Linked DNA regions of Homo sapiens: region 1 is linked to region 2. The links are chromatin loops, found by intact Hi-C in ENCODE. Cell type or tissue: heart left ventricle. All regions are shown on one strand. Links, peaks and the distances in the headings refer to the core of each region. The heading gives the core; the rest is flanking DNA. Region 1 overlaps ZBTB7C (zinc finger and BTB domain containing 7C). Region 2 holds the start of LOC124904352 (a long non-coding RNA gene).

The links. Hi-C counts contacts between places; a loop is a spot of excess contacts. Peaks named below come from ENCODE experiments on the same cell type or tissue, not always from the same donor. Only the 100,000 strongest peaks of a DNase experiment are listed, where the experiment ranks them.
Region 1: a loop joins it to region 2, with 2.2 times the contacts of the local background. A loop is called at or near these places in 52 of 110 quality-filtered maps.

The regions. Positions count from the first base shown.
Region 1 is chr18:48,021,692-48,037,383 of GRCh38, forward strand. It overlaps ZBTB7C (zinc finger and BTB domain containing 7C), which reads right to left. Exons shown (of 5, transcript NM_001318841.2): 5 at 4,981-8,220. The coding sequence ends at 7,569. Among named protein-coding and RNA genes, the nearest start is that of SMAD2, 99 kb to the left of the region's middle. In heart left ventricle, for the core only: a CTCF peak has its summit at 9,496 (motif pointing right); no DNase peak of the experiment used is centred there.
Region 2 is chr18:48,332,385-48,348,076 of GRCh38, forward strand. ZBTB7C (zinc finger and BTB domain containing 7C) reads right to left here. Exons shown (of 5, transcript NM_001318841.2): 2 at 5,790-6,014. It overlaps LOC124904352 (a long non-coding RNA gene), which reads left to right and starts at 10,467. Exons shown (of 3, transcript XR_007066457.1): 1 at 10,467-10,734; 2 at 11,132-11,231. RefSeq lists enhancers at 2,185-2,685, 2,686-3,186. In heart left ventricle, for the core only: a CTCF peak has its summit at 8,329 (motif pointing right); no DNase peak of the experiment used is centred there; H3K27ac peaks cover 312 bases.

The DNA.
Region 1 (15,692 bases), core at 5,032-13,031, 310 kb before region 2:
TGGCACATTTTGCTATGTCCTTGCTACCCCCACAAAGGCCCCCCTGCTTGGGAGTCCCAGCCATTTGGAAATGAAAATGCACTTTTGCATTTCCGAGTGTGGCTCCTATGGGAAGGATGTTGAAATGGCAGAATAAAAAAAATTTTAATTACAAGACACACCCGACTCTGCAGTGCTGATTGAATTCAGGAACCCCATTTTGGGGAGGGAGGTTCAGCACAGAGCTGACTACTCAGCAACAGCAGGGAGGTATGGATTAAAGGCATCCTGGGCTCCGAATGTGACGAGAAAGCCTCTATGGCTGTACTTGCTGCTGAGGGAGAGAGGGGACCTAGACCACCCATGCTGATGAACCACGATGACCAGCGCTTACAGTTAGGAAGGCAGTGTTCCCTTGACTTGGGGTGGGTGACACCGTGAAGGAGTATTTACCAATATCTGTAAAGGGCTGAGGTATCAGGAGGAAGACCGCCGGAATGTGCTTTGTCTAAATAGACTTCTGTTCCTAGTGGGAACAGTGGGCCTCATTCTGGTCCTCCACCTCAAAGAGGGCAGGGCGGCACCGTGGTCCGGGGGTTAGTGGCTCTGGGTTCCAGTCCTGGCTCTGGGGTTAGTGGCTCTGGGTTCCAGTTCCGGCTCTGCTAGAGCTTGCCTGGTGGCCTTATCCTCACCATTTTGCCACTTGGAGCTTCAGGCCTCTCATCTGCAGAATACGGCATGGCCATATCACGTTTTGAGGCCCCCCAGCATTAATGAAACTCTTCTTCTGTTGGAGAATTGACATCATGAATCTTTCCTTCTCAGGCCAGCGGAGCCAGGCGCTTGCTTTCCCAGGCAGCTGCGATCAGGTGGGGGCATGGGTCTTGGGCTCTTCCAAACAGATGCGCCAGCATTAGACTTCACGCTGCGGAGAGCAGTGTGAGGGAGTACAGAGTGTGGCACCCATTTTCCCAGGAGACACTGGTGGAGAGGGGGGCCACAAGACAGAGTCCCCATGCCCAGGGCCTGAGCTGCAACGATCTGACACAGTGTGGCTTGGGTGGTTCTGGGCTTCCTTGTTTCCAGGCCGTGTGCTACCCCTAGTCCACTTGGCGACTTTGTGCAAATTAGACGATTAGGCACCCCTTCAAGATGCTTTACTGCCCTCTGCTGGAAAATTCTTTAGTACACAAATGTACCAATCTGTCTAGGGTGTGAATGGCAGCCTCTAAATGTAGTGGTGTTGTGTAGTATGCAACCTGGACAACTGATCTTGGTGGCTCTGCCGGCCTGACTCTCTTCTGGCTTTTGTGAAAATTCTGAAAGAGACTTAATTTCCTATAGTAAATGCCTTTTCTACTTAAGCTAGCTGAAGTGGCTTCTGGTGTTTGACGAATAACTCCGACTGATACGAATAGGGATGCTGATACATGCCTCCTGGGGCTGAAACCAGATGACTCATGGAAGCAAGGGTCTCCAAGAAGGCATAAGGCACCTATGTTACTCAGAGGGTTTGTACTTCATTTATTAATTGTGAGAGGAACATGGGAAAATGATCTAATTCACGCTATCTTCCTTCCTTATTCTGGAAACCTATTTGTTTATTCTTTTGTTTTTGTTGTCAGGGTCAGCGTTCATGGTTAAAGACGGGAGCGCAAGGATGAAAATGTGAGTGTGCATTATACATATTCCAGCAGGGTGACCTGTGGGGAAAATGGCTTTGCCGGGTCTTGCTCATGCACTGTCGTGTCTCCTATTGTTACAAGGAGAGATGACATCAGCCTATGCACCATTTGTCCAGTGACTGAGTGTGTGTGTGTGAGTGTGTGTGTGTCTGGCTGCAGATAATGTGGCCAGGTTCCAGGTTTTCCAGGGCAAATTTGAGATGTTTTGTTTTTATATGTCAGGCCCTTTCTGGACCCATACGTTTTGGTTTAGGCCACGTGGGCACTGCCACTCAAGGTCATAGCAGCCCCTGCCTAGGGTGTGCCAAGGAGGAAAAAGGAGCAGGATCTCCCCAGGGAATCCTCCTTCCATCAATTTATGGAAATTCCTGTCTGACTCAGTCCTCAGCCTTCAAACCTGAAAGGAGCGAAAGGTCCCACATTCCCCATCCCTTTCTGAGCCAGGAAGTGGGATGAAGGAGGGATGGGCGGGAGCTGCGAGGCCAGTAACTGTTCAAGGGTGCAGTTTCAAGGCTCCTCTGCCCAGAGAAACCAGGCTTGTCTGCTGCTGGCAATCTGACAGTGCTTTGCCGAGGGGCCTTTCTTTCCACCTTGAATGAGGAGCAGGGTGGCAAAGGCCAGGAGAGGGAGCCATTGAATCACGTTCACATTTGATGACTCCTTTCAGGGCAGGTTTGGACAGAGGGGAGGGCAGAGAGAAAGGGTGTCTACACCCAGAGGGGTAGTTGTGTTAGGAAGAAGGACTTAGGAGCAGAGAAAAGGAGGACACAGGGGAGTTGGGGAGGGAAATTCACTGGATACAAACCTCCTCATTCTGGAATTTGTCCCAGGATGTCCCAGGTCCTTGGAGGTCCCTTGGCATGAGTGTTGCCTGGCACTTCCCTTCCATAGGGCCCCCCACACCCGCTGGCTCATGCTTCTAGCTGGGGCACTGACCCTGCTGCCCTTATGAAGTCCCAACTTCACCCATTCTCAGAGGGGAAGGGCCACGTACAGGGCACCCGGCTGTGCCCTGTTCCGGAAGTGCCCTTTACATGCTGGTTGCCTGTTCTGCAGTAAGCTCAGAGTTCCCTCAGGGAGGAAAAGCTGTCCAGGCCCCAGGAAAGGAGGAGTGGGGTCTGTAAAGGGCTCTGTTCTTCAGGAAGGGGCAGACTCTGGGTCAGATAAAGGCCTGAGATGAGGGTCTTATTTCCCATTGGGTCTTTACTGTTCTCTTGTCACATGTTTGGGGGCTCTAAATAAGAACCACGGCTTTTCTATGGAGTCCCCTTCTCTGGCCCCAACTTGCTGCAGGTGACTGGTTTAGGGAGAATGGGGTCAGCAGCCCTGGGCCACCACGCTGAGTTTTGTGAACCTGCCCAGTGCTTCTTTTTCACTCGTCACCCAACTCCTTCTGGCATGATTCTTCTTCCATGGTCATATGGTGGATATGTATTCACCTTTTCACAAATTAGATGGAAGGAACCCTAGAGACTCTCTTCTCCAGTATTCTTTTTTTTTGTTGATACAGGGTATATCGCTCTGTCACCCCAACTAGAGTACAGTGGTGTGATCACAGGTCACTGGAACCTCAAACTCCTGGCCTCAAGCAATCCAATCCTTCCTCCTCAACCTCCCAAAGTGCTGGGATTACAGGCCTGAGCCACTGCGCCAGGTCTCCAACATTCTTGAGAGGCAGTGTTGAACTCTTGTGCTGACTGAGAGCTCACTCCTTCACGAGGGACCTCGTTCCTCTTTAGGGCAACTCCAGATGTTAGGAAGTTCTCTTCCTTTTTTTGGGCACCCAGTTGCCTCCTGCAATCTCTCTCCTATTGGCTTGGGTTGGCCAAATTTTTGGTGAAAGTTTCCCCTCCCCAACACACCTGTTGAAGTCCCAAGGCCTGTTCATGTATTCCTTAAGACTTCTTCTCCAGGTAAGCTGCACAGGTTTCTTTGGCCTGTCTTCGGAGGCCTCATCCTCCTTCCTTCACTCCCTCTTCCCTCCACTGGAGGCTCCTTTGCTGTCAGGACCCCACCTCCCTTAGCACCTTGGGGTCCCAGGGTGCAGGTCACACATGGCCGGGCTCCATGGAATTCCCACCTGGCCAGGGCTAGAAGGAGATTTTACTCACAGGAGATCAGGAGCACCCAGGGGTCAAGGCCCACTGGGCCCAGTTCCCTTCCCCTTCTCCATCTTCACCTATGTCACTCAGTGGACACTGACCCCCAGAATGAGGACCACATGATCCTAGAATGGCCGAGCTGAGCAGAATCTTGACGAGCAGCTGGCCTTGCATTTCTTGCACTGGGCTATGCTTACCCCTGAGCCCTCAGCCATGGGCTGGGGCCTCCCAAAGCTGTAGGGTGGCCAAGGAACAGTTCGACTTCACTAGAAGATTCTGGGGAAAAGGCAAGTCACTTAACTGGCAAGTCGATCAAAACGATGTTTTTATATTAAGACAAATGTTATGTAATAGAATGCAGAAGCATGAATTTCAAAGCCAAAACAGGAGACTTCAGAGTTTTACACTACAGATAGGTTACTTTGGGCTATTTCTTTAGTGTTCTGCCCCCAATTTGCCAATCAGCTGGCCCCCTCTGCTGAGGGGTGTTTAGATGGAGAACTTCGAGAAGCTCTGATTACTCCATTTCCTTTATTACTAGAGGTGAGGGAAGGGAAGACCAGAGTGGAGGGGTGATTAGACTGAAGACACACAGCTTGGAGGAGTCTAAATTGGAAACCCGGATCTGTTCTTTTCTCTGTACCAAGAAACGCTGCATAGACGTTGCCTACTACAGCAAGAAAGGAATCAAAAATAGAAAAGAGGCTCTGGGTTGACCCTTGGTTTTCCAGAAATGCAATTCGAAGAACAGTGTTACCAAGAGTCTGGGCTGTGGGTTGTAAGTAGAGCTGACTCCATTCAATGACAGAAGTATATTCCTTTACCTTAGGTTCTTTTAGGATCTAATGTTCTTTGGGAAAGAGGCTCAGGTGAAGAAAGGAGGAGGCCGATGCCAGCACCGGGAAGTGAGAGGAAGGAGACCCAGATAGCAGCAGGGCCAGCCGGAGCCCATTCCGGATGCCAGGCTGGGGAACTGGCAGGACTTCCCTTGCTCACACATCCTGGGGTGTAGCTGCACACGTTTGTGAACACACGCACACACACGCACACCTCGCACTCAGGCCCACAGGTGCTGCAAAGCTTAAGATCCAACCATGCCTTACAAAGCTGGAATGTAAGAGACTACTGAGAATTGAGTTCTGCCCTCCCTACCATGCAACACCCCCAGATAACTGAAACGGCAATTGGAAGGGGGAATCAATCTCACCAGGTCATTAAGCAAGCATAGCTCACTTTTACTCAAAACACTGTCCTTTAAAGTATAAAATAAGGGTCAAAGGTTTTTTTTTTTTTCTTTGTTAAGGTGTCTTTGACATTATTTTAAGTTTATGACACCCAACAATTAAAAACCTTAAGACTGGCTTGTTGCTGTCCTGTGAACTTTCAGAAGTCACATCTCACAGAAGTGCAACTCTCAATATAATTTAATCAAGTCAATTAATACTGTTTAATAAATAGGCCAGAAAATTAGCTGAGAGTTTTTCTCGGCGGGATGTGGCGTGCGACCGAAGTTATGGAAGATTGTCCCTTGAATCACTAAGGCAAACTTTGTTGAGTGTCATTTTACGTAGAGCAATCACATAAAAAAAGAGTTATAAATAGAAAAAATTCCAAAGTTCTCCCACAGACAGACAGGGAAATTGAAACATCAAAAAAAAAAAAAAATTGAAGCAAAACAAAAACACAACCACCCCTCCCCCCACAACCCATTTGCTTCAAGTTCTTGATCATACAGTACTCAACATCTTTGGATATTTTACAATGTACAATTCCAAACTGCAGCCAAGAAAAAACAGAAAGAACTAACCAGTCATCTGAAAAATTGAGTTTATAAGAAGTCATCACCTTTACAAAATAAAAACAAAAGCCCCAACACCACTGGATTCCAATTTATTCATGTTTCCTTTTTTTTTTTTTTTCCTCTCTTTTAAAGTCTGGTTCAGCCCCAATCACTTGGCTGATGGGGGGGAACACGGGGGCACGTTGGCTGGTGGACATGGGCATGCTTCAGAGAAAAGTGTCTGAAACGAAGACAGGAATCTGAGAGGCGGCTGCCCAGGCAGATGACTTCTGAGAACAGAGGGTGTGTGTAGCAATCCTGCTGGCTGGAGTGGCATCCGGTGGTGTGAAGAATCAGGGGGTCTCTTCTGGAGAGTTGTGAGAGGGACAGAGTCTGTGCTCTTCTCTGGCCTTTTTGTTTGTTGTGTTTTTGCTCAGGAAAAAGCCAAGGCAACAGGAAGAGCTGAAGTCTCTTTGTGCCCATAGCACAGGGATTGGGGACTCCAGCCCTGGGCTCTCCCTGGGGACGAACCCTCCTCCTCTCTGGGCTGCTCAGAAACCAAAGCAAACTTGGCAAGAAAAGAGAGGGGAGGGAAGGAGAGAGAAGGTCAGGAAGGCACGGGGCCAGCAGAGCCTTCCTTTTCAGGACCTGCTGCAAATTCAAGAACCAGGAGAACATGTGACAACTCTAACTCACAGAGCCCTTCAAACCTCAGAGGCCTCCACCTCCCTGCACTGAGCCCTTTTGTCAAAAATGGGGAGCCAAATACTCCCACTTCATCCCCAGAGGGAGGAGGAAGGGGTTGAGGGGGTTCTCACACAGCAAAGGGGACCATCACTAGCAATGCCAAGGCCCTGAGGAACCCTCAACTCAAAAAACAAACAGATAAACCCTAGAAACCGGTGTTTTGTCTGTTGTCAGGAATCAGGATGAGGGGAGACTGTTGCCAGGTGTTAAGAGGTGGCCCCCATCTCTTCGATGTTGGCCCTGAGAGCCCCAAGACACTGCACAGCCTTGGAGGGGGCACTGGAGATGGGGGTAAACATTAAATAGCGCCCCCAGGAGTCCAGACATGAACAGCGGCCTGCAGGGAAGGTAGGGTAGCATTCTGAGTTCGCAGAGCTACCTGTGGGCTTTGCTGAAGCTCGGAAGCTCCCCTGATGACCTGATCTCTGTCTAGTCTGGCCATATTTCTCACCTATGCTAATATGCTAATATAGAGCTGGATGTGATAAAACTAAGTCCAGAAAGATAAACTGTTTCCCCATGGACTTGGGGAGTACAAAGCTTCTACCATCTCTGTGATTCTCTGGGGGGATAGGTGTGTATGTGTTTAGAGGTGGAGGGCGGAAACCTCAGTTACCAGCCCCTTCCATAGCCAGGTGACACTGAGCTACAGAGGGCTGACCTGTCAAGGTCACAGGACAGGTCAGGGAAGAAATGGCCCGGGCCTTCCAGAGCCTGGTTCCTGACTGGTTCCAGGAGGCCTCCCTGCCAACAGAGCATTTCTTTCTATGTGGCAGGTGGGTAGTTCTCAAAAAGACCCCGGGGCCACTGGAGACTGGAAAATGAGCCCTCAGAGGAGTGTTGGCAGAGACTTTGCCATAGGGGGTGGGGCTTAACCAAGGTGCATGCCCAGCCCCTACCTCCTCCTGCTGTGGCTGGCTGGGCACCAGGCCAACCACCCCCTGACCCCTCATGACTCACCCAGCTCCTAAGTGCCCCTGGGCACCCAGTTCTTTGTGGCATGGGCCGGTGCAAGTTTCTATATGAGAGCCAGAGAGACAGGGAGGGAGGCCCGGGCTCCTGGCCTTTTGGGAAAAGATGCCCGTCTCAGACCAGCAAAAGGAGGCAGCTGCTTTAGGAGCCCGGGAAAATGCCATCACTGATAGTATTATTATTATTTTCCCATTTTCCCTTTGTGTTTTTAAAATGAAAAGTTCAGATCCATGGGGTAGGGTAGAGTGGGCCTGGAGGGAGAAGGACTGGAGGGCTGGTGGGCTGGAGCCGACAGGGACCAGCCTAGTTGTTGGCTTCGGACATGGAGGCCACGTGGTTGAGGCCGGCGAGCCCAGGGAGGCCGGCCAGGCCGGCGGCCCAAGGGTCGGGCAGCGGGAAGTAGGGCCGCGCCGCCGCCACGTTCTCGGCCAGCGCGAAGGCCAGGAGGCCCCCCGCGTTCCTCTCAGCCTCCAGCTGCGCGCGCCCGAACAGCTTCATCTGTGTCTCCTCGAACTGCCGCTCCAGCTCTTGCAGGCTCAGGGCGCCCTTGGGCGCTGCCAGGAAGTGCTTGGCGGGGCTGGGGCCCGGGAGGCACACAGCTGCGCCGCCCAGGTGGCCGCCCACCTCGCCCAGCGCAGGGGGCATCACGAAGGCCGCCTTGTCGGGGGCCGGGCCGCCGGGCCCGAAGAGCAGGCTGGCGGCCCTCCACGCAGCAGGCTTGCGGCCGCGTCGGGGCCGTGCCATGCGGCAGCTCTGGCGCTTGATGTGGCGGTGCAGGTGGTCAGAGCGCGTGAAGCTCTTGTAGCAGAACTCGCACTGGTAGGGCCGCACGCCCGTGTGGATGCGCATGTGGTTCTTGAGGTCGTAGTTGTGCACGAACTTGGCGTTGCAGTGGATGCACAGGTAGGGCCGCTCCCCTGTGTGCTTCCGCATGTGGATTTTCAGCTTGTCCTGCCTGCAATGCAGAGACTGGGGGTCAGTCCCGCAGGGAACACCAGGAGCCATTCCTAACCTTTTGCTCCCCCTTTCTCCAGAACCAGCCGAGGCTCCCTACTGCCATGGAGTCAAACCCCAGAAATAGGTCTCATGCTAGATCTACCCTCAACTGCTGCCCCACCTTAGACAGGTATGGTTACTCACCTGGATTAAAGGGATGCGGAAAAAGCAGTGTCCTGAAAGCCCCACTCCCCCAAACTCCTTTTATACCCGAGCTCAGAGTCATGAAACTCCCACTCTATTAGGGGTTTATCTCACATACTGGGAAGATACTTCGCCAGAAGTCAGCATTTCTGACCTTAGTCCTCGGATAGTGCAGCGACTTCTGCTGATACTGGACTGCACTTTAATCTCATACCCACTCTCTCCAGGCAACCTTATGCTTTCCCTCCAGTTCATCTATATGCTTTGGCCCAAAGTCCCTGGTCCCATCCCAGCCCCCGGGCTATTGAGATCTGTCTGTGTTTGGCACTAATCTGGGAGGCTATAGAAGCTTGGGCACACCTTGTTCAAACCTCCTGCATGGTGGTTTCTTATCCTAAGCCTTGGGCTCTCCTCTTTGTCTGTAGACAATTTCAGGGTTTACAAAAGAGCCAGGTGCGAAAAGAATGCAGCCTAATCTAGGGCAAAACTTTGCAGGGTTTAAGTGGTATTATTCACAGGTAAGGTATGGTGTAGGGTGGGGGCGCCTGCACCTATTGGGGGTCTGGGAGCCTCTGCGCCAGCTGCAGACCCACCACCAACTTGCTGGTGACTTCAGGCAAGTTACTTAACCTCACTGCCCAGAGCTGAACCTGGTGCCAGACATCAATTCTCATTGTCCAGGGCTCATGGAAAGAACCTGGGTCTGTGTGAGCTAGATTCCACACACCTCCTGGTGGTCTTGACAGGAAAACTGATATCAGGGGGTTGTTTTCATAAACACTGAGCATTGGGTAAACCAGCTTAAGGTGGCTGAGGTATAGGCAGCTGGGCTGCAAGAATTCCTCTTGGGATAATTCGCAGCCTTCCCCAGTGGGGCCATAGGGGCCAGGAAGCTCTGTGTCTAGTCTCCTACTTCCTCCCTGCAGGTGTGGCTTGGGTGGAGCATCTGCCTATAATTTCAGGCTCTGCTTTGAGGTTAGAACAGATGTGGAGTCCAGGTGTCCTCCCTAAGATGGCCAGATTTAAACCCTGTTTAACGTAATCCTAGGACAGCAGGTGCAGGTCCTAGGCTCCTGGTGTCTCCTGGCCACTAGAGGTCTCACCAGCTCTCATTTTCAAAATGGTTCTCCAGGGGCAGAGCAGGAGAGAAAAGGACATTCCCATGAATACTGGCAGGCACTGTGAGAGGAGGATCAGAGAGGACAGATCCAGTCCTCCCACCTGTGCTCACAGGAAGGCTGGAGAGCCCCTGGGAGTGAGGAGAAGGGAAGTGGGGTCACCCTCTTCCCCTCCACATCCCACTGCTCCTGCCTTTTTTCAAACCCACCAGCCACCCCTAGGCTACATAGTACTCTGCTGTGATATCCCACCCCCTACCAGCATGCTGTGGTCTCTGTAACCCAGATTTCACCTAGATGATTGGATTTTTGAGGAGGAAGGGACTTCAGAGACCATTTAGGCCAGTGGGTCTCAAACTTAAGGATGCATTCGAACCATAATCAGGACTCAATAAAACAGTGCTGGGCCCTACTCCCAGAGAGTCTGATCAGTAGGTCTGGGATAGGGGAGAGGGACAAAGGATTTGCATTTCTAACCAGTTGCCACATGCTGGTGGTGGTGGTGGTCCGTGGACCCCACACTGAGAACCACCGGTCTAGGCAAAGCCTCCACTATGTAGGTGGGCAAACAGACCCAGCTGGGGAACTTGCCAAACTCACCCAGAGGGTCATGGCAGGCCCGGGAGTCAAGGCCTCTTTTCTCACCACAGCACTGTGACTGTGAAAATGGAAGTGTCGGGTGCCTGTACCCCTGGAGTGATGCAACTTCCCAGTCCTGAGGGATATGTCTTGGGCCTCCACAAATTCACCCAGGCTCTGATGGAAACACTGATGCTAGGTGGTCGGCTGGGCTCCCTCACCAGGCCTGGCAGAGGGCTCAGCTCAGAATCAGCTAAGCAGGGCTTTAAATGCATCATCTCATTACTCCTCACCACAACCTATGAGGTAGGTTTTTTTATTTTTATTTTTATTTTTTTGAGACAGAGTCTCACTCTGTTGCCCAGGCTGGAGTACAGTGGCATGATCTCGGCTCACTGTAACCTCCGCTTCCCAGGTTCAAGTGATTCTCCTGCCTCAGCCTCTCGAGTAGCTGGGATTACAGGCATGCACCACCACGCCCGGCTAATTTTTGTATTTTTTTAAGTAGAAACGGGCCTTCACCATGTTGGTCAGGCTGGTCTTGAACTCCTGACCTTGTGATCTGCCCACCTCGGCCTCCCAAAGTGTTAGGATTACAGGCGTGAGCCACTGTGCCCGGACAAGGTAGGTTTTTTTTTTTTTTTTTTTTTTTTTTTTTTGAGACGGAGTCTCGCTCTGTCACCCAGGCTGGAGTGCAGTGGTGCGATCTTGGCTCACTGCAAGCTCCGCATCCCGGGTTCACACAATTCTCCTGCCTCAGCCTCCTGAGTAGCTGGGACTACAGGTGCCCACCACTACGCCTGGCTAATTTTTTTTGTATTTTTAATAGAGACAGGGTTTCACCATATTAGCCAGGATGGTCTCGATCTCCTGACCTCGTGATCTGCCCACCCCAGCCTCCCAAAGCGCTGGGATTACAGGTGTGAGCCACCGCCCCTGGCCAGGTAGGTTTTTTTTAAGTCACTATTACACATAATTAGTAGCACTGACCCTTAGGGTCACTCTCAAACAATGGACAATATAAGTGGTAAATCTTCAAATGCCTCCCAAACTTCTCATTAGTGTATCTAAAAGAAGTCCCATTTTTGTGGCAATTGGTCCAAGGATGTAAGAAGTGCTGAGAAGGTGCCTACGATATCCTTTTATTGAACATCTGCTATGGGCAGGTAAATACATGACTTCATTGACCCTGGGAATTCATTATTCAGAGGCATATGGTATAGAGGTAGGGCCCCTCCAGGAGTCTGGGAGTCCCTGTTGTAGCTTCAGACCCACCACCAACTTGCTGGGTGGCTTTAGGCAAGTTATTTAACCTCTCTGTGCAGAGCTAAACCTAGGACCAGACATCACTTCCCATTGTCCAGGGCAGATGGAGAGAATCTGGGTTTGCGTGAGCTAGATTCAACACACTTGGTGTAATTTCCTCACTTGGACACAGGCAGAAAGGAGGCTCAAAGAAGTTAAGAGCTTCCCAAAGGTATACAGCTGGTGGGGGCAAAGGAACCTGGGGGGCTACCTGGCTGTGGTTTGTTTGTAAGCTATTCTGGGGATGAGAAAGGATGGATTTTCACAGCAGGGATTCCCAACCTGAGGCCTAAGAGGACTGCTGCAGAAAGGGCAGACCAGAACAATCAAGAGAGGGCACCGGTAGCCAGCTTTCTGCCTCTGTGGCCAGAAGACTGGGGTATGCCAATGGGAGGAACTCAGCCCTAGGCAGGAGCTTTCCCTAATGGAGACATTTGTGGGAATGGGGGCAAGGGGTGGGAAGAGTAGGCAAAGCTCATGATAAGCCAGTGCTGGAAAAAACTTCAGAGGATCATCTAGTTTACCAGGCATACTTTACCACATTCTGATTCATGGTCTGAGTCAGTGGGCCCAGTAAGTGACACTATTAGCAGTACACTTCTCAGGACCTTGAAAACACTGATCTAATTACTTCCAAGATAAGGAAAGAAAGGACCAAAGAGGGAATGGTGTTCTAGGGCCACACAGCCTCCTTCTTTACACTGACCTTTCCTGTGGATACTGTGACGTGCATTGGAGCTGGAGGTGGTGCCGGGCACACTCCAAGAACTAGATCAGTTCCCTTCCCTGGTCTGGGCCTTAGTTTCCTGATCTCTAAAATGCGGGTTGGGCTGCATCCTTGGGGCCTCTAGTGCTCCATGAGTGTATGCATCTGGGTAATGGGCTTCTGCCAAATCTCCTTCTGGAGTCTGTTTGGCTGGCTGGCTTCCTTGCTGCTTCACATATTCAATCTGCCTGTGGAAGCAGCGTGAGTTTAGCTGGAATATGTTCTAGCTGGAATCTCAAGAGCTGAGCTCTTAGTTACTTCTCTGTAGGAATGGAGGTCTGGCAGTTCCACTTAAAACTTCCCAAGGCCCCCTTGTCCAATGGCCTGTGTGCTCACTTACCCCTTAGCATGGCTTTCTGGGCTCTTCACAAGCTCACTGCCATCTCCTCTGCCAGCTTCCTGCCTGCCCCCCATGGTACGCTGCCCCACACTCTGGGCAACTCTGCATCTTTGAACACCTGCAGGTATGAACTGGACTGCCGGTCCCCCAGTGCACAGCCCACCACATTACAGGGTGGATGCCCTGTAAACCCTGGCTCCTTCCCCGTGTGTGCATGTCTTGTGCTTGGACACTGATGCTCTATCCTTAGGGCCCTCCCAGAAGGCCAAGCCCAGAGCCAGGGTGCCCCTTCCTCCCAGCCCTCTTCCTCCCAGCCCTCCTCCTCCCAGCACTCCTCCCTGCACGTGGCATGGAGTTCTGGTACCTGCTTTGATGAGAACCTGTGGGATGCTCTTTCGTACTCTGCACAACACACAACACTGAATGTAGATAGAGAGGAGGCTCACTGCGCGTTTGGTGACTGACTAGTGGTGCCAATTTCAGAACTCTCCGACTACAAATCCAACATGCTCCCCTCTGGCCCTGGTCCCCTTGTCTGCCATCTCGTTCCATCTCTCTGCATCAGGGACAGCCAAGGACATATGCACCCAAGCCTCGGTCTACATGCCTCCTTTCAGCCTGGAGAGCTCATCGTCGGGAAAGTCATGTGAGTCCTCATGAGCTCATTCCCAGAATCAAAGAAAAGGGCTGTGGGGCCTTGGCCTGAGGTCTGTGGCCTCCAGAAAGGCTCCCAATCAGGATAATGCTTTCCCAGCAGCCTCTACCTGGACTTCTTGTAACCCGATGGTTTGAGACACACTCTTCCTGCTACCACTGCTAATGCCATTACATTATCTTAATAGGGTTCCCAGAGCTGCCAGGAGTGGGAGGACTACAAAGAAAATAGAGGGAAGACAAAAGCCAGGCTGCTGGCTTATCTGGAGAGCAGGCAGCTGTGGGGGCACAAAGGTGGTCAGCATTCGGCTGGCACTGGAGGAGGCAGGTGGAGACTAAAAGGCACAGCCTTCGGGGTTCAGCGGAACTGGAAAGCGTGCCTTGTCAGAGAGTGACTGCGGTGCAGAGGTCGTCCATCCCCACCCAGGACGGTGTGCTCTATGGGACCTCTGCTGTCTCTGGGCCAGTCTGTTTTCATTTTGCAGTTTCTTGCCTTCACTACTGTCCCCATCAGGCATGGCTGGGGCATCTCTGGGAGCCAGGCTGTGACAGGATGCAGGGGCTCCAGGAGGGAGACCAGCCAGCCATGCTCTCTAGGAGCTACTAACAGAAGGGCTGGGGGAGGCAAGGGGCAAGTCTCTATGGCCTGCAATCAAGGACCCATGTGGTGGGAATTAAGAGGCGGAAGATGCACAGGCTTTCACAGGGCCCAGGGCCAGGCCCAGTTGGCAGTGATGGCTGCAGATGGGGCAAAAAGGTGTGCGGGGGCCACCTGGACCTGGGATGTCCGTGGGCAGGGAAAATACCCACCAAGCATAGCAGTGTCCCTGTGCATGAAGACAAATGCTTTATCTTCCTGAGATCACATGCTCCCTGTTCTTCTAGGCCCTTCCTAGGCATCACCTCTGGCCGAAGCCTGCCATCCTAACCTTTGGCTCCTGGCTTCCAGACTTTCTGGGAAGAGAAGGGAAAGGATTCCTGATGAAGAGGATCTAAGGTAATCTTGGTCCAGACTGCCTCTGCCCTATGACCTGGAGCTGTTTCTGTGTCCCAAGTCAGACCTGAAAGGGACAGGAGCTGCCTCTGTGGCCAGCACAGGCACAAGCCTTTCCCAGGAGGAAAACGGTGTCTTTGAACTAAACCGAGGGAGTGCACAGGCAAAGGGAGCCCAAGTGGCTATGGGGTGACCAGAGCTAGGAAGGGACAGCATGGGGCCAAAGAAATAGTTTGGTTGATGCCGTTGAGGCCCTGCCTAGGGAGATTTCATATTTGGAACAGATCAGTGGTGGGACACCTGGTAGGACTGGCTGGAATCTAGAGCTGCCTCAGAGGTGAGGTTCCTGACACCAAAGAACAGACAATACCATTGTGGGGCGGCCTCTGTCCCTCCTCTCTAGACCCACAGAATGACAGCAGCAGGCAGGGCCTTAGGGGTGAAGGGGCTCTGCTGGAAGGATTCCCATGTCCTCCCCCTGGGTTGTGGCTGCTGAGGTCATTAGTACGTCCCCGTGGGGTGTGGACATTCTGGGAGCTGGCATCTGGGAGGCTGTGACTCAGAGCCTGGGCTGAAGGGCTACCATGCAGGGGAAGGGCAGGCCTCTCCAGCACCCCATGGGGTGGGGCGGGGAGGGTGTCACAAGACCCTGAGCTCTTCCCAACATCAAGGAGGGAGGAAATGGGGCTTTGCCAGGGCAGAAGCTCAGCTGTGATGAAGGAAAGACTCGGGTTCCAGAAGGGGAAATGGAAATCATGTCCGAGAGAAGGACCTGAGGGCAGCATGTCTGGGTCCTTGCTGCGGGGACAAGAGTGACATGACAGGGCCCAGTCTCAGGAAGTGGCGTGGCCTTGGAAGGGAGTCTGGGAATTCTGCGTCAACGAGGCAGCCGTCTCTGCTCTAAGTGGCTGCTGAAGAGCTTCCAGGTGGAAGGGGCAGGTGTTAGGAATCGCGTTGGGGAATTCAGCCAAAAATAAGGTCCCCGTGGAAAGGCTGCAGGGAGCCTTGGCCACAGGGAGAATTACAGGAAAACCTCAACCTGGACAGACCACGCTTGGGGCTCTTCAAGCACGGAAAAGAATCCTTGCCGGGCAGTTCCAGAGATGGGGTGAGAAGCAAAGGCCCAGTGATTCTGAAGAATGTGAGGGGGAGGAGAGTGGGGAGTGTCCCACAAGGACAGCCACAGCCCACAGTGAGCAATAAAGCCTCTGAAGGGAGGCAGGCTGGAGCCATCTCCTCCACCCTGCCTTTCCCCAGCTCGGGGTTTCTCTCCTCCTGGGAAGAGAAGGACCCAAGAGCTTGTCTGATCTTTTTCGGGAGGGTCAGAGACCAGTGGGAACAAGTGGTGGGGGTGCTGAGGGGGCTGCAATGCAGCAGCTTCAGCTGGAGACAGGCCTGGGGCCAGATGGCCGTCATTCTGGAGCAGGAGGAACCCAAGGCCAGATGGCTGGATGACCAGAGCTGCCCCACTGCCTATCATCTGGCTGGGAGTGGGGACTGCAGACAGAGAGGCCACCCCAAGTGACCATCA
Region 2 (15,692 bases), core at 4,969-12,968:
TGCAGTGTCCTCCCTTTCACATGGCAGCTGGCTGTCCCACTTGTAGCAAAGCATAAATTGATTTGGGGGTTTGGATGGCGGGAGGCACATCTTTTTGAGCAACTAGGTCTTCCCAGTGTCTCCAAAGTTATATTATATTCTAGAATTTGGTTCTAAATACATCTATAACCCAGGATTTGCTAATTTTCTAGGATTTCATGGAAGATGCTCTCCTACCATTCAGTTCCAAAATTCTATCAGTTTACCCTTTCCTAGTCTGTTTTTTGGTGACCTTTTACCTCTCCTTTGCTTTTTTTTTTTTTTTTTTTTTTTTTAAGAAAAGCCATTTTCCAATTACCAGGCAAGCCAGGGACCTCGTATTCCCTCCAGGCCAGCCCCTACCAGTGACTCCATGGGCTTAGCTAAAGTCCCAGGGTCTCAACAGTCCATGGCTTCCTCCCCTCATCTCTTACAAGACAAGTCAGAATCTCAAGGAGAGCAACAACACATAGTCGAACATGATAAATATGCATCCCAAATTTTTAAAAACCAAATTACACAAATCAAGCTTATTCTGAGAGGTTTGTTTTACCAGGGGTCTCTAGTGCTCCAATCAGCATAATTAAATAGTAAGATCTCTCTAGAATTGATTGTGGTTTTCACTTTTTTTTTCATCCAAGGACCATTTCAGCAAGATGATTTTAAGCTAATAAGAACCCCCAAATTAGAAACTAATTAAGGAGATGGAAAATACAAATGTATTTGTTTTTAGTCGGGTACTATTTTTATCAGAAGAATCATGAAAAATTAAAATTGTTAAATACTCATATGAAGGTTGTCAGTCAAGGGCAATGTAGCTTTCTTCCTCTCCCTGCTGCAAAACTTAAGGTGATATAGCAGAAGCTGTTCCCCCTGGGCTCCCAGGAAGCAATAAAGATACTAATTTTAAAGAAACAGAATTTATACACTGCCAGACTCGGTGAGGAAAGAGTGTTGCCATAATTCTCTCAAATCTTTAGCAAGTAAGATCCACAGCACCTTTTACTTTTAGAGCGCATGTACACCTGGAAACAGGATTAAATCATTGCAGTACAGACTCTCATGCCCATTTAATAGAGGAGAACATTAAGGTCTGGGGAACTTAAAAGAACTGCACTGGGTCACATAGCAAACTAAGAAAAAGCCAGGTCAATAACCTTATCCAAATGTGCTTGAGTTTGTGACACCCCCCTCTGCATTGTCCTCCAAATGTGCCATAGATCATCTTTTGAAATAGATGTTAAGTCACAGTGACACTGGTTTGAAGGACTCTTTTAGGATTCGTGACAGCCTTGAGAGCTTGGGGCCCAGGAGAGCCAGCAGGAAGCAGCAGCCAGCTGCTAAAGGGGGCGGGGGCTCTCCAGTCTAGAGAGGCAGGCAGCAACACGAGTGACCCAAATACCACTGCAGCGAGCATCAAAGGCCCATTAACCCAACCACACACAGTCAAATGTGGACCCAACCTTGAAAACACTGTCTCAATGCCCAGGACCAGAGAATTTCCATTTATCCTGCAGACTTTGCCCTGATTCCAGTGCAGCTTAAGCCCAGTTACTTTTCATGTCACCCACCTGCACCTCCTGATCCTACTTCCTCCACGCCAGGCCCAGAGGACATGGGATTTGCCTGGAGCCCCCATTCCCTATCACAGAATCCTCACCAGACCCAAGCCAGGGAGGCAAGGAGGACCTACAGGACTTACTTAGATCCATGGCATGCTCCCAAGTCCCAGGAAGGATGGATTATGAGCTTTCACAATAATCTAGGTGGATTCCAAACTCAGGAGGATTGGCTAGAGACCCCCCACACACAACAGGCTGAGGGAAAGTAAAGATGTCAGGGAAACCTACTGCTGCCACCAACACCCAGATCCTTCCCCTCTCCCAAAGGAGAACAGGAGGCAAGGGGTTAATTCAGAGGCACTCACCCCGGGGGATAGAGCACCTAGGGGGAGCACCTCATGGGAACACCTAGTTGAGTCCTATGGCAGCACCATCTGCCATGAGATGCCAAGAGAAGGGGCATCTTTTAAATCAAATCTGCAGCCTCAAACCCAGCTCCCAGACCCGAAAACACCCCCAGGTAGGGAACTAAGAGTCTCAATAACATTTGATAACTCTATAAAGGACCTTCACATACACTATCTCATTTGAGGCTCTGAAAAAACCCAGAAGGCAGGCGCTATTTAACTCATTCTTCAGATGGGGCTGGGCATAGGGCAGTGGCCAGAGCTGCCATTCACAGGACAATAAAATGTGTACTCCCTCCAGTCCCAAAAAGAACAGCCATATTTCGTGACAATAAGATCTGAACTCCCTACCCTAAGGGGAAGTTATTTGAATTTTTCTTTCTGGGAAAAGCAAGGGGACATGGTAAGGTAGGAACAGGCCTTTGTTTCAAAGACTGAGGCTGGGAGGCAGGAGACAGAGGGATGAAGGACATGGAGCTTTTAGAGAAGGATCCCTGGGTTGGATCCCAAGAGAGGTGGGATGACTTGGGACCTGGAGTGGCTGGCAACCCTCACTCCACTGGAGTGCAGTGCCTCGGTGCTGTCGGCCCCCTAGAGATGGTGGCCTGGGCACTCTAGCTTCCCCTGTGGCAGAGCTGGCATAGATAGAGCACCAGCTGGCTGCAGGGGGCTGCCTCCTCCAGCTGACCACACAGGTCTGGATAAAGGGGCACCACAGGCAGCTGTCACCACCAGGGGCTAAGGCCCAGGCCTCACCCCTCCTTATTTGTGCTGGCCTGCAAAGTGGCCCGGTTCTCATGCAAAGGGAGAGTGGAGACAGAACTACAGAAATGCCAGTTAGGAAACTTTCTGCCAAACTTAGCCAATAGGAAAACCCAAATTTGTTTTTATTTGATTTAGGAAAATAAGAAGAATTACTTCTTGAAATTGATCGTCACGGGGCAATTATTCATTATTTTATTTAGTCCTCATAGTTACCTAGCAAGATAGAATTTATTAGTTCCAATTTCAGGGAAGCTTCTGAGGCTCAGAGACCTTCAGGAACCGCCTGAAGGTCCTAGACCCAGCAAGCGGCAGAGTCCTGAATCCAGTTGCTGAGACCTGGAGTCAGGGCTGGTTCCAGAGAACATAAGTCACCATCTAGAATAAGTGATTCAAGATATCTCTTATTATTCAAGAGAATGTCCCCAGGGATTCGTTATAGACATTTCATAGTAAATCCTGATGTCTAGTCAGGATACCCCTGGCCCCTGGGTGCTCCTTGGCAAGATATTCTAGAGTCTAGATTGGTGCTATCCAACACAGTTGCCACTAGCCAACTTGAAATGTGGTTGGTCCAAACTGAGACGGTGCTACAAGTACAGAATACACTGTAGACTTCAAACACTTTGTATGAAAAGAATGTAAAATATCTCATTCATAATTTTTATGCTAATTACATGTTAAAATAATATGTTAGACCTACTGAGTGAAATGAAATATATCATTAAAATTAATTTCACTTGCTTATTGTTACTTTTTTAAATGCTGCTACTACCACATTTAAAATGACACACGTGGCTTGCATCTGAAGCCCGCCCCAGTGGCTATTGGGCCACCTCACTCCAGGTCACAAGTCTTGCCTTGGCTTCTTGCACACCCCTCCCCTTGAGTTGGAAGACAAGGAGTCAAGACTCTCCAAGCATTCGGAGAATGTCCTCTTTTCTCAACACTTCTCTAAATTCCTGGACCCACCCCTCCTGCCTCCAGTCTTTCTGTGTGCCCAGCAACTGCCAAAGCACTTAAATGCAGTCACCATTTCCGAGTGGTAGGGTCCACCTAAAACCACATTTTCTGTGGCCAGAGAAATTCTGATAACCAGTTTTCAAAGCCCAGGCCCCCAACCCTGTTAGCAGTCAGAATCCCTGGAAGTTAGAAGGCACTTCTCCCAGCCTTCCTGGCTCTCACCCCCCACCAGACTGTGAGCTTCTCCAAAAGCAGAATCACGGAAACAAGCTACATGTACCGATCACTTATTATGGTGCCAGCTGCTGTCCTAAGTGTGTTACATGTTTTACTTTATTTCATTCTCCCCACTAGTCTATGAGTGAGATAGTATCGTCCCTGTTTTTGAAGATAGAAGCTTGAAGCCTCCAGAGGCCTGACCAGGCTCCACACTCCCTCCCGTGGAAGCAAACTGCAGCTCATTCTCTGCATTTCCGGCAGTGAGCACAGTGCTCGGTGCACAACAGGTAATCAGTAAACATTAGTAACATAGGAGAAGAGCGCTTGACAGACCCAGTCCCTGGCTCTTTCTGGTCTTCATCAGGAGGCATGTTGCCCGTTAGCCTCCTGAGACTACAAACTTGAAAGTCCTCACCCACCTACCTCCAGGATTGGATATTTTCTGCCCCTACCCAGTCCCCCAGGATGCTCCCCAGCTTCAGCCCTGCCCAGGTCCCCAGCCAAGTCCAAGAAGTACAGACCACTTGCCCCACTGAGAGGTGGGGTCTGGGGATAGCCTAGGGCCAGTACATACAGGTCATATTTAAGCCAGCTCCCTAGCTCAGCCCCTCCAGTCATAGCCAGTCCCTGACTACCCCTTGCCAGAGACCCTGGAGCTCAATTCTTTCTCCATTTCCTTATATAGACAGGAGTCCAGTTCCGAGCCCACCTAGCACCTTTGGTTGATCCACTTCCTAGAGCTGGGCTCAGCTTTCTAGATTCCTTCTTCAACTTATCCTTTCTGCCTAATTTAGAACAAGGCCACCCAGAAGTCCTAATGTTCTGCTCCTCCCCATCCCTTGGCTCTGACCCTGGGGACCCTGACACTGGCCTGTACTGAAAAGGAATTTACCACACCCTCTTGGGCCTCCTGCCCCAGGCCACTGGCCCTTCTCCCCTTGCCTTGGTCAGTTTCCCAAGGCCCCAAGCTATTTTTGCCTCCACCCCAGCCTACCATTTTCCCCACGGTGGAAGTTGCCAGGGTGGTACCTCATATGACGCACACAGCAAAGACCAGAAAATCCATGGGAACAGGCTGTGCCATTGGATCAGAACCCACCTTTGGGGTCTCCAGCCTACTGGCTGGCCCCTGTCCTTCTAGTCTCAAGGCCTTGCCTTCTAGGCCCTAGAGACTTGCTTGATGCTTCCAGGCTTGGCTGACTTCCCTGAATCAACTGCTAGACCCAAGGTATCTGACAGGCCCCTACTGTCCTCTCCAGACCCCTACTCATTACCTCATCCACCTTTGATCATCTGCTAATTGCCTGGGCATTCTTGAAAGAATGGCAAGACAAAAAGCCTTCTGTTTTTAACAAGCAGGACTCATCCATCACCACACCTGTCATTTGACATATCTGAACCAGACCTAAAGGCTTCCCAACCACTGAGGTCTCCAGGTCTATTCCTCACACATCATGGACACGATGAAAGAGCTTCTTCACTTCTCGCTCCCTCTGTTTCTCCACTGGCATGAACTCCCTGTTTCCCACAGAAGCTGATGGGGAATAATGACTTCTTGATTTGTTACTCTGAGCTCCTCAAATACGACATGCTATGTCCATAAAGGCATCAGGCCTTCCCATAAGGCATAGGAAGTGAACCCATCTAATGCTAAATCTTCCAGTGCTTGGCTCCAGCAAGCACATGGGGCAGAAACTAATAACTATAAAGCATCCATCTATCATCTTATCAGGCCTTAGTGTGCTTTGTTTGCATAGTTATCTTCCCACAGGTTGACATTTTATGCTTACTGCAAGCTGATATATTCTCCTACCTGCCATATCATTCATAAAGGATAGACAAGCCTCAGGTTCATTACCTGTCATTACACCATGTACATGTCACCAGGGGCCAAAGCATTGATTCTTCTTGGATCTCCCCAGCAGTGCAGCCCCAAACGCCCAGGCTCCAGGTCTAATGGGCGTGGATTCTGCTCATGCCTCAGGCCCTGGGTGGACTCCACGCCATCACTTCTTGCTCTTGTGGCTGACCCACTCCTCAGGGTTGGACAGAGCTTCTGAGCTCCCAGCTGCTCAGAGGGGATCTGCAGGAAGAACAGAGGGCTCCATCACCCACCAGGGCCAGAAACACATGTCCAGGTTTTAGCTGTTCTCGAAAATTCTAGCCATCCTTCTCTTTCTCTTTATTATTAGGGCCTGCAATTCTTCATGACTATACCAACTCGATCTCATCCAGGGTTTTCACTGACAGTGTCCTGCCCACCAACCCAGGCCCAGGCCTCAACACACACACACACACCGCACACACATGCACACACACGCCCTTCATTCCTTTCTTACCTCAGCATATTTCATTTCATCTGCCTGAAAGACTCACCTTCTAATCCTGCATCCAAACCCTAGCCATCGTTCAGAGTTTAGCCCAGACTGACCAACAGAACCTCACGCTGTTCCATCACCCCAGGAAAGAGAAAGGAGATGCATGTTCTCGCATGTGAGATGTATATAGAAGTGCAAGGACACGTTTATGTGGAACATTCCTTAACTCTTCTATCCCAGATCTCCCAAGCAAGGCTTCTGGTGTTCTGTAGTTTGTTGGGGGGGGGGGGTCCAGGTAGGACACCCCACCTATGGCTGATGATGAACATCTTTTCATAGTTCGTCATCTCAGAGTGAGAGACAAAAGTGGAAACACAAACCTTGCTGAGATGAGGAACAGAGACACCGGCTCCACAGAGCCATCACATTTCATAGCCAAGATTGTGCCTTATGCTGTGTCAGGAGGGGCCAAAGTCCTTCTGGCTGAAGCAGCCTGCCCCAGCCTGGAGGTCTGCCCATCTCCGGACAAGTCCAAGGTGGCTACAGCCCTGCATCTCTGAGCAGGCACAGCCCCCATCTCTTGGGGGTGAAAAGAGTAGGCTCCTGGGGTACCCACCTGGCTGTGACTCTCAGCTCCACCCCAACCATGGGCTCCTCCAGGCCTCAGTGGGCCATTGCTGAGAAGAGACCGTGGCAGACGAAGAACATCCATCGGGACACCCAGCATTGCAGACAAGGGGAAGCCCCAGAGATAGGAGTGAGAGTGGCAAAAGAAGGAAGGGACACATATATAATGATTAGACTCTCTTCAAGCTGCTTTTGCATCCATTGGGGATCCATTTAGTTTCTCAGTAGCTCTGTGGAGGGGTGTTTGAAAGACTAGGAAACAGATGCACAGAGAGGTTGAGAAGCTTGCTAAAGATCACACCGTAAGTAAATGAAACAGCCAATTATCATTCTTTCCAGCAAGCTCCCTGGCCCTAGGTTAATTTCATCTTCCTTCCAAGTCACCTCAGGGGTGGGGGATGAGTGGGAATGGGAAGGAGGAGGGGGACATTGGCCTGTTTGCCCTGCTATGGGGGGATGGGGAGAAGAGGAGAACAATCATGCCTTTGGATTCTTCCCTCATAGGAGGGTCGAAGAGGAGAAAGCACAGAGATAACAGAGTGATAAATAAGAAAGACAAGAATGTGGAGGCTCCTAGTTAACAGGAGCGGCTCAGGCACAAAGAAATTGGCTGCGATAAACAGCCACTGCTTTGGGAGAGGCTAGGCTGACCTTGAGCCTCCCAGCAACTTGGCCCTCTACAGCTCACACTCCAAGTCACTTCTCTGCAAAGCAACAGAGGTTAGAAGCCCCTTCGAAAGAGCAAAACAACTATTATTATCTCCAAAAGGCACATATACATTTCATATACTCTATGTGTGGAATATATTCTTAAATAATAAAAATGAAAACAACTCATAGAAGTCTGCCCATTTGACGAAAGATCTCAGTTGCTCCTGGACAATGGGATTCTCTGCTTGATTCCAAAGCAGCTCTTCTCATGACATAGAGAAACTCACAACCTAGGACATTCCTACTTAGCAAGGAAAGGCAGGGCCAACCTCCTTCTGGAACAAGTAACATAGGCCAAAGGCCAGGAAACCCAGGGTAGGTAGCAGATCCATAGAGTTTGGCAGGAAAATAACTTCAAACCTTAATGGCAGCCATGTAGCTCAGTGCAGCCCTAAGTGCCCACCTCTAGTCAACAGAAGACTAGATCTCCAGACTTCAGGCTCAGGGAAGAGCAGAAAATCTGCCCCTGGCATCATCGCTCTTTGTCCCAGGCTGTCCATGGATCCTTGTTCAGCCTTGGGACTTTCAGTGAGCCCTGCTATGTGCAGAAGATGCCATGGGGGAAGGAGAAGAAACTACACTCTTAAGAAGCCGGTCACCATCCCACCCCGACTGGCTGCAGGTCACCTGGCAGCTGTGGCCCCAGAGGCAAACAGCTACAGCACATTCATTTTTGTTGGCGTGGGGAGGGTGAGGATAGGAGCTCTTCCAAGCTCTCCTGCAAGTTGGGGTTGAAACATATTCACAGCAGATGGTGCTGTCGCCCTCACTCCGGGATTCTCATTCCTAATTATCTGTGCTGTCAGCAAAACAATTAACCCTCAAAGAAAAACTGCACCGTCCACTCCCAACCATATGAAAAGGCAATTTTTTCCAAGGACAAGGGACACTTAGGGCAGCCTTGCACTTGGTTCTGGATCTCACCACCCTGGGTGATCTCGCCATTCTTTGACCTCTGCACTCTGTCACAGGCATTGCGGCAGCCCCCCTCCTCTGAGCCTGCGGTTCCTTTCTCATAAAAGAAGGAGGTGAGTCTGTTCCCAAGGGCCCCCTTCAGTACCACAGTGCCACCACTCTACAAGCCATTTCTTTTCATCTGAATTTTCAGTTCCTTTGGAGCTGGAACTGAGTTTCTGTTTGTTTCCTCATTCGTTTGCTCACTTGTTTATTTACCCCTCCATCCATCCATTCTGTGATTTTGGATTTATCATGTTGTTCCCAGGAGATACAAAGACAATATCTGTTCAGCCTTCTTGACTACTTCTTGGAGCTCTTTTCCCCCGGAGATGTGGGCAGAGGAAGGAAGGATAGGATAAGGAGAGGTGGAACTGCCAGGGGCCTGAGGATGTAGCCCTGGCTCGGTCTCAGGCTGTAGGAGGCAAGGCCTGTGGCTGCATTTGGATTCTCTCTGAAGATTTAGCTGCAGAAAAGCAGCCTCCTCTCCAGGGAGCTGAATTTAGTGAGGAAGCCACTTCAGTCCCCAGGGAAGACCTGCAGAGGTGTGATCTGAGGAGAGCGGACAGGCTCCCACCCCATCACCCATCAGCGAGATAGGTCTTATTCGCCACTGTAGGGCTGGTGACAGCACAGGGCCTGCCCTTGGTAGGTGCTCATTAAACATCTGAGGCATGAGTGAATGACTCTCCTTAAAGGAGCTGTTGTAAAAGAAAGGAGAGTTTTCACAGGGCTACAGCATGCCGCTTGTTACCTTAGAGGCCTACTATTCAAAGCCGGGATCAGTTGGTCTAATTCACCCATCATCATGCACTGCCATGGAAAAGAACACAAAATGAGCAAGAAACTGTGGAATGATTCACTGTCAATGCTGAAAGAGCCCTCAGAGATGGTGACATCCAGGGCCACATTTTACAAGTGTGATCTGGAGATGTTGAGGGGGAGATGGAGAGAAACCCTGCCGTTGGTGGGGGGCCTCCCTCCAAGGCCTCACTCTCGTTCCACAGACTGGGGAATGCATGATGTAGAAAGGAAAAGAAAGGTCCATCAGGGCCATTGTGGGGCTCAGGCAGGGACAGTGCCCTGGGCACCCAGGAAAGAGGTGCAGAAACTGGATAGGGGCTGGTGGGATCAGGGAGCTGGGACCCCTCCCCCGACATCATATTTCCCAGTCTAAGCCTTGTGACATCTTTCTTCCCTCTCCCAACTGTCTACCAGAGCTTGCCCCCTCCCAGTGCCCAGGAGCACAGGTTCCCATGCCAGCTCATCTGCATAAAGGGATTGTGTTTATATTCAAAGTGGGCTGCTGCCCACTCAGAAGCTGCCCACTCAAAGGCAGCACATGTGACTGCACCCCCTGCCCAGAGCCCAAGTGGGACTGATGCCAACGTCTGGCTGGAGACATTTCTAAATATGAGCTTGGCACAAAGAGTCAGGTTCCCAGGCCTTCTCTGCCACAGGAGACCCAGCCAGGATTTTCAAGGCTGCCAGGAGGGACAGGGCTGGGGGCAGGCAGGATCGGGAGGCAGCCAGCTGAGACGGCCATCGTCCCCAGAAACATCGCCCGAACCCCTCCCTGGCCCTCCAGCCTTGTTAGGGGAAGAGAAAGGATTACCCTGCACCTAGAGAGTGTAATCAATTCCCCACAACCCTCGGCAGGAGGGACGGGAAAGCCACTGCCTGCTCAAATGTGTATGGATTAAAAATATACAAATGGAATATTTTTTTCTTCCCCTCTCCTCAACCCCCTGAAGCCTAGGATGCTTGTTAAAAATAGCCTTGCTGTGGCATGGATCCTACACAACCCAACGGCTGGCAGAAAAATTAAGGAGCCACTGGAGACAGCGCTGTTAAGTGGCTACCCCTGGGGAGTGGAATGGGGAGGGCCAGGAGGGAGGGAGGTGCTTTCAAGTGTTGCCGGACACACTTCTACATTGCCTGGATTTTTAACAACAAGCAGATATAAAATAAGTTCATTGTTTTTTACTGGAGTTTCATCCTTTGCATCCTCCAGCCTACGTTTAAGGCTGAATTCATACTTAGTGACCCGACAGTACCTGCTGGCTGGCCTGGCAGTGCTCCAAGGAGACCCAGGACGCTCAGGCCACCCGGTACAAACACAGCCCAGCATCAAGAAAACAGCACTGAATCAGTCAGTCTTGGATCTGTAACCAGCTGGCTGTGCGACCTTAGGTAAGTTGCTTGAGCTCTCTGGGCCTCAGTTTCCTTAACTGTAAAATGATGCGGTTAGATTAAATGTTAAGCCAGGTACCTTCTACTACTAGAAGGTATTAGATCTAACTGCATCATTTTACAGTACCTTCTAGCACCCTCTAGAAGGTATTCTAGTCCTAGCATTTCCTAATTTTAAGGATTGAGGAAAAACATCTAAGATTTGCCCTGTGTTTGTCCCCACCATGAACAGTGAGAGGAATTTGTCCCTGGGCAAATTCCTGCCTCATCTATAACATAGAGTAATAATACCCACACCCAAAGGCTGTTGTAAATATTAAATGCAATAAAATAAAAAAGTACTTGCTCATTGTAGGAACTTAACATCCTTCTATTCCTTTCTTCCTCCTATATTTAGCCCACACTCTGGAGGCCGCATTGCTGGCTGGTTAAGAAATGTGGGCTCTGGAATCAGGTTTGTATCCCAGCTCCACCACCTATCAGCTGTGTGACCTTGGGTAAGCAACTTAATTTCTCTGTGCCCTGGCTTCTTCATCTATGAAACAGGAGTGGGTCGGGAGTGGTGGATGTGCTGCCCACGCCCACACTCCTTCCCCTAATAGCCTGTTGGGCTCCCAGTTTTCAATCTGCATCATCTGCGGATCTGGATTTTGGAACTTCCTTAACAGGCCCCCTCCTCTCTCCCAACCTCTCTAAACTTCCTGGCCCACAGCTGCCTGCCACCTGCAGATTGTTCCACTGGCCTATCCCCTTCCCTCTGCACTCCCTCCCCCGCCTGCTTTGGTCTTTACTCAGCAGGCTATGCACCTGGCTAGGAGTGGGGCTTCTACCCTGGAGCCATGGGGATGTGTGTTTTATTTATTTATTTATTTAAATTTATTTTTGAGATGGAGTCTGGCTCTGTCACCTAGGCTGGAGTGCAGTGGCACGATCTCGGCTCACTGCAACCTCCACCTCCCAGGTTCAAGCTATTCTCCTGCCTCGGCCTTCCGAGTAGCTGGATTGCAGGCACACACCTCCACACCCGGCTAATTTTTGTATTTTTAGTAGAGACGGGGTTTCACCTTGTTGGCCAGGCTGGTCTTGAACTCCTGACCTCAAGTGATCCACCCACCTCAGCCTCCCAAAGTGATGGGATTATAGGCGTGAGCCACCACACGTGGCCGGGAAGTGTGTTTTAAATCAGTGCTTGTCAAACTTCTACGTGCTTATGAATCACCTGGGATCTTGTCACAATGCAGGTGCTGTTCAGTAGGTCCCAGGTGGAGTCAAGATCCTGCATTGCTAACAAGCTCCCAGGGGATGCCCATGCCACTGGTCTGGGATCACCTTCTGATTAGCCAGGCTGCAGAGTGGAGGACGTCCTGGCACGTGTATGGTGAGGGGAAGGGGAAAGGGGGAAAAAAAGGGAGACAGGGACAAGGCCAGCCAGTTATCCAAAACAGAGAAGGAGTAGAATTTAGACAAAGATGGTATAATGGAGATCAAGTGTGGATTCAAGAGACAAAGAGGAAAAGTAGGAGAACGCTTTATGAAATTATGACATTAGCCAACCAATAAAAATAATGCTTATTGAGATAATGCAGCAACACAGAAGAATGCTTATAGCATATTAACTCAAAAAGCAGACTACCAATTATATGGATACTATGTCTTCAACGCCGCCAAATGCAGGTTTAGGAAAGCTGATAAGTCATGAGGACCATGAAGGTTGTGCTGTGGTAATGTAACGACATGTGTTTTTATTTATTTGTCATTCTCTGGATTTTCTGGAAGAAGTTGTGTCATTTTTGTAATTTAAAATTTATCTTCTATATACTCTCTGATGTCCACTCCTCAAAATCACCAGTTATTCTTTGTTATGGAGGTTTTCTGTATTTTAAGCACAAACTGCCATTGTTGCAAAGGCTGCAAAATGGTGCATTAAATCTTCTCAGTCAAACCCAAAAATAAAGCAACCCAGATTCTGTTTTTCCTCTAAGCCAAGGGTCCAGCGCTTTGGAAGGCTGGTGCTATCACCTCTCACTATAGCAACAGGAAGACCTTGGTAACCCCGAGCTTACAGTTATTAAGGGTAAAAATAGGAAGTCTGTGGATAGCTGTTCAGTAAGAAGCTGCAGTAGGTGTGCACTGGACAGGCTGGGTTTGGAGCCCTTTCTTGCAGGAAATAGAAAGCAAAAATCAGACTCCAGGAGCTGGTTCCTGCAGGATTACTAGGAGTGCTTGGCATTTTCTTCTTTGTTTCCTATTTCAGGGCTATCAGCTACCTTTCAAACTGGTTTCTGACATGCGTAGAGGTGGACTCTTCTAGAACAGCAGCCTCAGAATTCACTTAGGAATTGGGCATGTTCACCCGACTCCCAAATGCCCAACCCCCAAGGTGCCCTGCGCACTTCTGTTGTGCTTTCCTGGCATACCAGCACCGCCCCCCACACCCCCAGACCTCCATCCCACTCTGTCTCTTCAGCATGCTCCTGGGCGGGTATTTCAGGAGTATATTTCTGTCTCTTCAGCATGCTCCTTGGCAGGTATTTCAGGTCCCCCAGTGTCCCAACAAGGCCTTGGCTCCGACCTCTGGGAGGCTGGAGAGGGTCCCAGCCCCAGTCTGGCTGATCCTGCCTGAGGTGCAGTGTCTGGCCCCAGCCCTGCTGCCCAGTTCCTGGATCCATTTTGCACTCTGGCAAACCAAGTGCAAGGCCCAGCTCTGCTGCCATCTGGCTGTGGGAACTTGGGCAAATCATTTCCCATCTCTGAACCTCAATTACATGATCTATAAAAATGTTAAAATGGGTTTATGGGATCTCTTGGTCCTATCTGGCTCTCATACTCTATGATGCCCATGGAAATAACCATTTATCTAGTAATACAGGTGAGATATTTCACATACAACGATTTTCTAGACAACTGAACAACTGAACATTGCCCCACTAAGCAACAAAATGTGTTTGATTTTTAAACCTACTGCATAAAGTATTCTTTTAATGTTTACATGCTTCTCTTCCTCACCATGTTGGCCAGGCTGGTCTCAAACTCCTGACCTCAAGTGATCGGCAAATGACACAAACCCTAAAATGTGTGTACTTTCTGCCCCAGCTTCACCCCACAAAGCACTTGAAGGGCTGAGATGCTGAACATGACTGAACCTTGTCTTGCTGACCCTCTGCCACCAGCACAAGGCTCTTTGCCATGCTGAGCATTTGTCTCTGTCTCTCTGCTTTTCTTCTTCTATCCACCCCTTCCTCATAGTCAGTCTCCCATGAGTCATGCCCTGGTTGAGAACACCTGCCTCAAGCCGCTTCCTGTACCTCTAATGCAGAACATGGGTTCCCCCAAGGCTGGGCAACCCAGGGTTCTGAGTGAGGGTGGGGGCAGGGGTGTTCTTGGAAATAAGGTGCCAGGCTTTAGCCATTTTTGCTAACCAGAGGCCCTTTTACCTGACTTTGCCATCTGTGTCTGTGTTCTGGATAGGAGAGGTTGCTTGCAGGCTGGTCTCTGGGTAAGCAGAGTGTCACTGGGCGCTGCTTCCTTCTGTCTCAATGGCTGGTTTCCCCAGAGCGGGGCTAACAGACCATCAGAGGAGCTGACCAACCACGGAGGCCAGATGAGAAAGTGAAATCAGATTTAGAATTTCACTCCAACTCTACATCCCTAGCATCATCACCCTTTTCTTTTTCCTTTTTTTTTTTAGATGGAGTCTTGCTCTGTTGCCAGGCTGGAGTGCACTGGTGGGATCTTGGGTCACTGCAACCTCTGCCTCCCGGGTTTAAGTGATTCTCCTGCCTCAGCCTTCTGAGTAGCTGGGATTACAGGCACGCGCCACCACACCTGGCTAATTTTTGTATTTTTAGTAGAGATGGGTTTTCACCATGTTGGTCAGGCTGGTCTCGAGCTCCTGACCTCATGATCCACAAGCCTCAGCCTCCCAAAGTGCTGGGATTACAGGCATGAGCCACCACGCTGGGCCAGCATCACCCTTTTCTATAGAGTGATTCCCAGTTTTTGTTTGTTTTTTTTTTTTTTTTTTTTTTTTGAGACGGAGTCTCGCTCTGTTACCCAGGCTCACGGCAACTTCCTCCTCCTGGATTCAAGCCATTCTCCTGCCACGGCCTCCCAAGTAGCTGGGACTACAGGCACGCACCACCATGCCCTCAAGCTCCTGACCTCAAGTGATCGGCCTCCCAAAGTGCTGGGATTATAGGCGTGAGCCACCACTCCCAGCCGTGATCCCCAAATTTCAATATGCTCTTGCCTGTTGCTTTTTCCCATAAAAGATACCATAATTCCTCAGTTGAGGCTTTCTTTTCCCTGCTTCCCCTAGGAAGCCCTCCAGAGGCAGGAGGTTAGAGGCAGGCTTCCTCAGACGCAGAACTGACTGGCAGAGCAACACGTGTGCACCCACTCCCTCCTCTCCCCGTCAAGCAGCATGAATCCTCACCCTGCTGCCTCTGCCTTGGGCCCCTGGGCACACCAGCTTCCACCAAGGCTTCACATGCTATGGGGTGGGCAGCCTCTTCCCTTACCTGACCCAGCCAACCTCTGCTTTCTCACCAACCCTACCAAGATTCCACTGGAACATCTGAACTCCCTGCTCAGGGATGGAACCAGCAAAGAGCCTGGAGGTTGTGGTCACAAAAGAGAATTGGAGTTTTCCAGCAGGGAGGTAGGCCATTCTGAGAGATGTTAATACCTATGAAAAGGCCAGGCTCCAGCCACATGGAAGGGAGGTTCTGGGGATGAAACACCGAAGTCACCTTGAGACCAGGGTGGGAAATGGTTTGCAAGACACTGAGGTCAACATGCAAAAAGGCAGGAATCAGGGCTGAGGAGGCCTGGAAGGCAGGTACAGAGGTTTCTGTGAGCCCACAGCCCTGTTGGCCTGCCCCAGGGAGCAGCATGGTAGCAATGACATGAGCCAAGACTGTAAAATAGCATGAGCCTTGCAAAATAATAACTACCAA